Linked DNA regions of Homo sapiens: region 1 is linked to region 2. The links are chromatin loops, found by intact Hi-C in ENCODE. Cell type or tissue: dorsolateral prefrontal cortex. All regions are shown on one strand. Region 1 overlaps MVB12B (multivesicular body subunit 12B). Region 2 has its middle 19 kb from the start of MVB12B.

Evidence for each region. A loop is a pair of places that touch in the nucleus more often than their neighbours do. Peaks named below come from ENCODE experiments on the same cell type or tissue, not always from the same donor. Only the 100,000 strongest peaks of a DNase experiment are listed, where the experiment ranks them.
Region 1: a loop joins it to region 2, with 3 times the contacts of the local background. A loop is called at or near these places in 15 of 110 quality-filtered maps.

Annotation. Positions count from the first base shown.
Region 1 is chr9:126,373,848-126,377,847 of GRCh38, forward strand. All of the region lies in intron 2 of MVB12B (multivesicular body subunit 12B), which reads left to right. Among named protein-coding and RNA genes, the nearest start is that of NRON, 35 kb to the right of the region's middle. RefSeq lists enhancers at 2,135-2,740, 2,741-3,345. In dorsolateral prefrontal cortex, a CTCF peak has its summit at 1,729; DNase peaks (open chromatin) are centred at 1,717, 2,754, 3,144, 3,894 and 1 weaker place; H3K4me3 peaks cover 1,600 bases; H3K27ac peaks cover 4,000 bases.
Region 2 is chr9:126,305,404-126,309,403 of GRCh38, forward strand. No RefSeq gene overlaps it. Among named protein-coding and RNA genes, the nearest start is that of MVB12B, 19 kb to the right of the region's middle. In dorsolateral prefrontal cortex, no CTCF peak of the experiment used is centred here; a DNase peak (open chromatin) is centred at 2,448; H3K27ac peaks cover 3,464 bases.

The DNA.
Region 1 (4,000 bases), 68 kb after region 2:
CAGAAATACAGGGGAAAAAAAAGAACATTAAAAATACTCATAATCTCAACTGTGCAGAGCCAAACAGTGGTTAATGCTTTGCTTTATATTTGCCTAGATCCTTTTCTATACAGATAATTGTTTTGAAAACAAACTAAAGTATTGTACTTTATAAACCATGTTGTAACTTACTCTTTCTCCTGAACTTTCCGTGTTAGTGTGTGTATGTGTACAAAGTTGTTTCAAATGGCTGTTGAGTCTTCTATTGTGAGGATGTCCTCTAATCATTAGAAATTTATCATCTCCCACTCTTACCTTTATAAACTGAGCCCCAATAAACATGTCAATAACGCTCATCCCATCTTACCAGGCTCCAGTTACAGAGCCCCACTTTCTGTCCCTTTAATATGACAACTTTATTTCTACCCTAGGGTCTTCACAGTAACTGTCTCCCAGGCCTCCGGCCCCCAGATCTTTCAGGGATTAAGGGAGTCCCTTGAACCAGGGAGGCTGCTTACATTTAACCTCAGCGGTCTCTTTACAGTGAACATGCCTTACAGGCCAGCCTCAGGTAGTCAGTCCCACTGTCCAGTGGGCTGTTCAGGGCTTCCTGAACGCACATCATCCTCTGTGACTGCTGCACAGTGGCCCAGAATGTGACCTCTGAACTCAAGCTAGAGAAAGCAATCAGAGACCTGGGCTATGTGAGACAGGGGTGGGGGCCAGGTCCCGAAAGGTTTGTAGAGCCTTGTGTCGATTCTGTGGCACTGGCAGCCACCATCCCAGGGACTGCCTGGGTGCTGCAGCTCCGTCCCCAGCCATCTGCATGTTCAGTTTTGGTGGACTGTAGCTGTGGGGAAGGCTGGAATCAGCTGGACTTGCAGCTTTGGACATTGTCACCCACTTGGGAACACACTAACAAGCTAACTAGGAGTGAGATTATGTTGCATTGCTAGTCATGTCCCTGATGGCAGCAATAGCGGCAGCTTGCCTAAAAGAAATAACGAATTATCATACTATCTTCCATGAGATATTTCCCCAGCTCTCTTTCAAAGTTAAAATTTGCTTTTACTTTAACAAAGTGATGCCTGCGTGCACAGTTTAAAAAATCAGAGTGCTCATAAGAAAATATAGCAGCCCCTGCCCTGTCTCCCCACCTTCACCTTTTTATTTCCTAGAGGCATTTATTTTCCACTTTTTAAGATTTTTTTCCCTCTAGTACTTTATCTCCATATTTCTAAGTAATTTTATTATATTGCTTATTTCTTGATTATTTTCTTCTCTTATAATCTCCTCCCATTAGGCAGTATCACAATTTTTGGTGGATTAATGCTTAGTGTTTACATAGATTACAATGCAGACATTGAATACCACTGAATCAAGTAACATATTAGGAGTGTGTGTTCTTTCTCATACAACCTTTTATTTTTTTCTTGGAATTAATCAGACTTGTTTCATTCATTTGAGGAGTTGTCCGGGTGCCTATTGATTTTCACAGTACGTTCTTAAAATGTCTTTTTAATTTTTAAATTGATTCTTTTTTTTTTTTTTTTTTTGTCAAATAGCCTTAGGTGCATTGTTTTCATTGTTCTAAATGCTCTAAGGCAGTTGTCACATGCCCATCCCTATTTCTTTCGAACGAGAAAGTACAGTTCTAAATGCTCTCCCCTCCACATCCCCTCCTCCCCAGAGGTTGCTGCCCTGACGTCTCTTCCTTTCCCTGTCTGGGCCTGGGCGTGCTGCTGTCCTCTGGCTGCTGTGCTGTGTGGGTTCTGTTTCCTGGAGTTTATGGTTTCCCCTTTATTGATTTAATCCTCGGTTCTGCTGATGCATCCTCCAGTAGCTTCCTCAGAAAGGGCCCCTGGGAGATAAACTTTTTAAGTCCTTGCACATCGGCAAAGGTCTTTATTCTACCCTCACACTTAATCGATAATGGGCTTAGATGTGGAATTCCAGAGTTCCTCAGAATTTTGAAGACATTGTTATCTTGTCTTTTAGTTTCTAATGTTGCAGTTAGGAAGTCTGATGCAACATGATTCCCGTCCCTTTGTATGTGACCCGTTATTTTTCTCTGCAAGTGTTTAAGGTGGTTTCTTTATCCCCAGTGTGGTGGGATTCTCGGTTCTTTCGTTTTGGGGTGGGTCTTTTTCATCCACTTTTGTGGAAACACTCAGGACCTCTTTAACACAGAGGCTCCCCCTCCCCTCCGGTTTTTATTTTAAAAGTTCTTTCTGAAACTTTTTGTTAGCTGGATGTTGTCTTGACCCTTCAGTTTTCATTCCTATAATTGATCTCTTCATCTCTGTACTTTACCTTCTGGAAGATTTCCTCAGCTTTCTCTTCCAGTGTTTACAGTTTCTAATCTCTTTATATTGTCCTCAAATTGTTCCTTTTTAAAAACGTTTTCATAATACTCTGTTCTTGTTTGGTATTTGCAGTCTATTCACTCATCCCTCTGAGGATTTAATTACAGACTGGGTTCTCTGTCCTGAGCCGGCACTGTTTCCCCCTATTCTCTTTGCTACCTTCAAGCTCCCTTTTTTCTATTTTGGGCCCTTCTGTCATGTCTGAGCCTGTCCCCAGTGCCTGGTGACCCTTTGTTGTGGGTTGGGATTTAAGATGGAGGCACCAGCTCATGGGCTGGAGCCCTGTGGGTGGGGGGCCTGCTGGCTGGTGTGCTACACAGTGGGGCGACGAGCAGGGAGCTGGCTCAGATCGTGGGCTGGTCCACCCTGGCGCTTTCCAGAGACAAAGCCCTCAGTGTCCAGTGTTCAGGGGAGGCGGCTGGAAGCAAGAAGGAGGGTAAGCGCGGGTGGCAGGGAGGGGCCTGCCATTGCCATTCAGTGTGTACGCTTGGTTACTCAATTACCCTCGTTTCCACTCTGAAGTTGCACCTCCTCCCCCACCTCCTCCTGACCTCCAGCCTCCTTCCCCACCTGCCGGGCTTGTAGAGTCCTGAGCTGTGCTGGGTTCCTTTCTGCAGAAGATACACCTGAAACTGGGGTGGGCACCTGGGAGTCTAACCACTTTGTTTATGAACCTTGTTTCAGTCTACCCAATTCAGCCCTAAACTTGCACTTGCTCCCCCGCCCCCACCCCAATGGTGTCTGGTGATTCTGGATCCTGGGGCTCTGCTCAGTATCGGCTGCCACGGGCCCCTTAGGTCACAACCCGCCCCCTCCCCCACACTTGCTAAATCCCTTGCCCTCCGCCTTCTGCAGTGCCAGGCCTTTGTGCTGCCTCTCCCCTCTTGCTCGTCATTGTGGAGGCTTCTGCACTGTCCATTTGATTGTTGTTTTAGAAGAATCCTGGCAGGAAGAGAGATAAACCATGTGTACATTCCGCCACTGCCTGGCCCTAGGGCCCTCCTGCTCCTCCTCAGAGACAGCTCCTACTCCTGGGGAAGAAATGCTAGGAGAGAGGTTGTGAGAATGTGTGAGTGTGAGTGTGCAAGAGCATGTGCATGTGTGCACATGTGCACATGTGTATGCGAGGCCCTGTAACAGACTCTGAAGGTTCTGCAGTCAGCAGACATATCGAGTTGTCTTGGGAACAAGGCAGCAAACACACAAGAGAACCAAAAGAGTAGGTGGCCTCAGTGCTGAAATGGATATGTGTCTCAGAGTGGTGATTTTGAAGGGGATTCACTCAGCTCAATGGATTAAATCCTGGAAATTTCATTTGAAAAACTTCCCGTTACCTTATTTGGGTAGCTGACAGGGTATGTGGCTTTTCACACTGCCCTGATTGCAGAGTTGACTCGTTCATTTATTCTTTCAACAAGGTTTGATGGAGCCCATCCGTGTCAGGCATTGTGCTTGGCACAGGGGGTAAAATGGCAAGCAGAACAGGCACTGCCGTTGTCCTTGTGAAGCTTATAGTCCAGGGTGGGATAGCAGCGGGAGGGCAGATGTTCCTCGTACAAGTATATCATTTGTGTTTGGAAAGACCAGCTTTGTTCCCAGAGATTGGCACAGAGCCCCGGGACAACTGAGGACTTTTTGAATCCTGATGTAGCCTG
Region 2 (4,000 bases):
CTAGAAGTGGAATAAAAGCAGGGAGTGAGTGTTGTGCAGTATTTCTACGTTCTGATGAGGACAAAATGCATATGTCTATGTGAGCTATGAAATACGTGTATTGGTGGCGGGCGCCTGTAATCCCAGCTACTCGGGAGGCCGAGGCGGGAGAATTGCTTGAACACGGGAGTCGGAGGTTGCATTGAGCAGAGATCTTGCCATTGAACTCCAGCCTGGGCAACAAGAGCGAAACTCCATCTCAAAAAAAAAAAAAAAAGAAATATGCGTATAACTTAGGTGATTCTGCACATGAGTTAAATGCTCTAATGTTTGCATTTAAAACTGACTTTGTAAAATACAGAGTAAAACTTGTACTAATAATTTGAAATTATGTGTTTTTTATTTTTACTTAGAGTGACATTACATAGCAAACTGAAACCATTATAAGTCAAGAGAGAGACCACTGAGGAAAGGAGAAAACTTTTTATTTTAATATTTTTTTGGTGGCACTTTTCTCCTGCTTTTTGAACAGGGGACTCATTTTCATTTTGGAACTGGGCCCTGCAAATTATGTTGCCAGCCCCAAGGCATTTTTTTTTTAAATGGAATCTCGCTCTATTACCCAGGCTGGAGTGCAGTGGCACAATTTCGGCTCACTGCAACCTCTGTCTCCCAGGTTCAAGTGATTCTCCTGCCTCAGCCTCCTGAGTAGCTGGGATTACAGGTGCCCACCATCATGCTCAGCTAATTTTTGTATTTTTAGTAGAGATGGGGTATCACCATGTTGGCCAGTCTGGTCTCGAACTGCTAACCTCAAGTGATAAGCCCCCTCAGCCTCCCAAAGTGCTGGGATTACATGGGTAAGCCACCGCGCCCAGGCTGGGAAAGCGTTTCGACTTGCTTTCTTCTTGACTGGGGATTTGAACTCTTCTGTAATCTGGCTCTATCTCTGATTCTGGTAGCAAATTGTCCCATGGTTTAGAGCTAGGCTTGAGCCAGGCTGCCTTGATTCAAGTCCCAGCTCAGCTTTTGCTGGCTGTGTGATCTCAGGCAAGTTACTTGACCTCTCTGGCCTCTATTTTGCCATCTCTTGAATGGGGATTTCGGTAACAGTACCTACTTCCAAGGGTTGTTGAGAAGGCTGGATGAGTGAATACCTGCAAAGTGTTTGCACAGCCCTTGAGATCTCCAAATGGAACTCAGCTGTGTGAGCTATTATCACAGCATTTTCCACAATTCCACTGCCCAGTGGAGGAAGCCCCCAGGTGCCATCTCCTCTTGTATCTTGGTGCCACCAGGAAATTGGGCCAAACTCAGGCTGAGGAAGGGGCTGTGGGAAATGTGGCCCTGGGCTTCATGTCTGCAGGGGTCCATGCTGCCTCCAGGGCTCTGTGCAAGGCTGTGAAGGCGATAGTGGGTCTGGGGTGACACTGGGGGACATTGAGGGTCTCTTGGCCTCCATGTCTGAATTCATTTGCCAGGGCTGCCATGACAAAGGACCGCAGACTGTGGCTTACACAACAGGAATTTATCTCCTCAGAGTTCTGGAGGCTGGAAGTCCAAGTCAAGTTGCCAGCAGGGTTGGTTTTTCCTAAGGCCTCACTCGGCGTGGAGATGGCTGTCTTCTCCCTGTGTCTTCACGTTCTTCCCTCTGTGTGTGTCTGCGTCCAGATCTCCTCTTCTCCTAGGGACACCAGTCCTACTGGATTAGGGACCTCACCCCAGTGACCTCATTTCAACCTTCATTACCTCTTTAAAGGCCCTCCCTCCAAACACAGCACATTCTGAGGTAGTGGGTGGGGGTTAGGACTTCAACACATGAATTTTGAGAAAGACACAGTTTGGCCCACAACAATGTCTGTGAATGCTTGGCCATTCCTGGGCCCCTGTGACTGTGTGATTGCACATCTGTGCTTCTGTGTCAGAGTCTGTGTGTCTGTCTGTCTGTCTGTCTGAGCGTCTGACCATAAAGAACTCTGTCCTTGTGAATTTTTGGAGCTGGGACTCCTGGGTCTCGGCTGCCTTTGCTTATGAGACCTCGACAGGGTTCTGTGTGGACTTGACCATGTCTGTAAGTTGGCCTGCAATCCAGGATGTTATAGGTCAGGGAGACTGGGACCTGTGCGAACAGGATCTGTCCCTGTCTGGGCCCCTGTGAATGTGGGTCCTATCATGCATCTCTCTATGGTCTGAAATCCAGCCATCTCTGAGCATGTGGCTGTAAGGCAGAATTTGAAAGGAGAGGGGAAGGATCATATTAATTTGAGATTTGAAAGGAGACAGAGTGTTTACAAAAGCAGAGGAACAGCGGGTTAAACATCTGTTGACGATGACGGTGAGGACAGCAGCTGAGGCTGGGCCGGCTCCAGTGTGAGCTCTGTGGCATGTTGACATCTTTAAAACTGTCACAAAACCAGATACAGAAGCAAAACAGTGGGACTGAGGGAATCTGCTGATGGGGGCCGGGGCGGGCAGTGCAGGAAGCAGAAGGGTCTGGGAGGGGGACTTCATGAAGAGGCCTCTTTGTCTCGGGACCAGGGAAGCGCACAGCTGACCCCTCCAACACTGACCTCTTTCTCTCTCTCCACCCATTTTCTCTGCAGCTGAAACAAATCTGTGCGCCCCAAGGCCTGGGGCTGTCGGGTGGGCATGGCCCTCCCTGCCAAGACGCCACCCAGACTGTGCTTGGGGCTCTACAGGAAGCTTCTGTGTTCCTCCCTACAAGCCTGCAAGGGGCAGACGGCAATTATTATTCCCATTTAAGAGTTGAGGAGGCTAGGCACAGTAGCTCACACCTGTAATCCCAGCACTTTGGGAGGCCCAGGTGGGAGGATCATTTGAGCCCAGGTGTTCAAGACCAGCCTGGGCAACATGGCAAAACCCCATCTCTACAAAAACACAAAAATTAGCTGGGCTTGGTGGTGCATACCTATAGTCTCAACTACTTGGGAGGCTGAGGCAGGAGGATTCCTTGAGCCCAGGATGTTGAGGCTGCAGTGAACTATGATTGCACCATTGCACTCCAGCCTGGGAGACAGAGAGAGACCCTGTCTCAAAAAAAACAAGGGAAACTAAGACCCAAAGAGACTAGATGACTTGGTCAGGCTGTAGCACCTAGGATTTCAGTGAGGTCTAATTGCTCTAGTCGCCCAGGCTGGAGTGCAATGGCGTGATCTCAGCTCACCGCAACCTCTGCCTCCCGGGTTCAAGCGATTCTCCTGCCTCAGCCTCCCCAGTAGCTGGGATTTCAGGCGCCAGCCACTACGCCCAGCTAATTTTTGTACTTTTTAGTAGAGACGGGGTTTCACCACGTTGGCCAGGCTGGTCTCGAACTCCTGACCTCAGGTGATCCACCCGCCTCGGCCTCCCAAAGTGCTGGGATTACAGGCATAAGCCACCATGCCTGGACTGTAATTTTTGCCTATTAACTCACACTAAGCAGGGCCTGTCTTCCCTGGGTCTCCTGTGAGCGCTGGGTTGTGTCTATAGAGCTGTTCCAAGCTTGCCTCCATGGGGATCCAAGATTTTCCTCTGGTCCCAGGTGAGATTGCTTACTAATTTTGCAGGGTAAATGCCAGTGGCTCCAGACTTTATACTGGGGCATGCTCTAGCCCTGGACTCCCATTATTTTTTCCATTCCTGGCCCAAGAGATTGGCAAGACTATTTCCCTCCTTTGCAGACCAGCAGGCAAAACTTTTCCCTACAAGTTTTGATAGGTAGAGCTGCTGTGCTTGTTTATTTGTAAGCATGGTACTTTCTAATTTCCATGATATCAAGGCTTTGGGCCCCATCTATGAGTTTTGACAAGGAGCATTTTCCAACCCAAGCATCCCAAAGGCCCTTGAACTTTTGGCTTTGACCCGTCATTGATTCACAAATCTTTTGTTTAATTTCCAAAGTTTCCTTTTTCTTCTGATCTTTTGTCAGTTCTAACAGATTTTTAGAGTGGATACTAACTAGAAAGGATAGAGCTAGAGAGGTGTCTAGAGTTGTTATTTTAGTTGAATGTTTAACTAAATT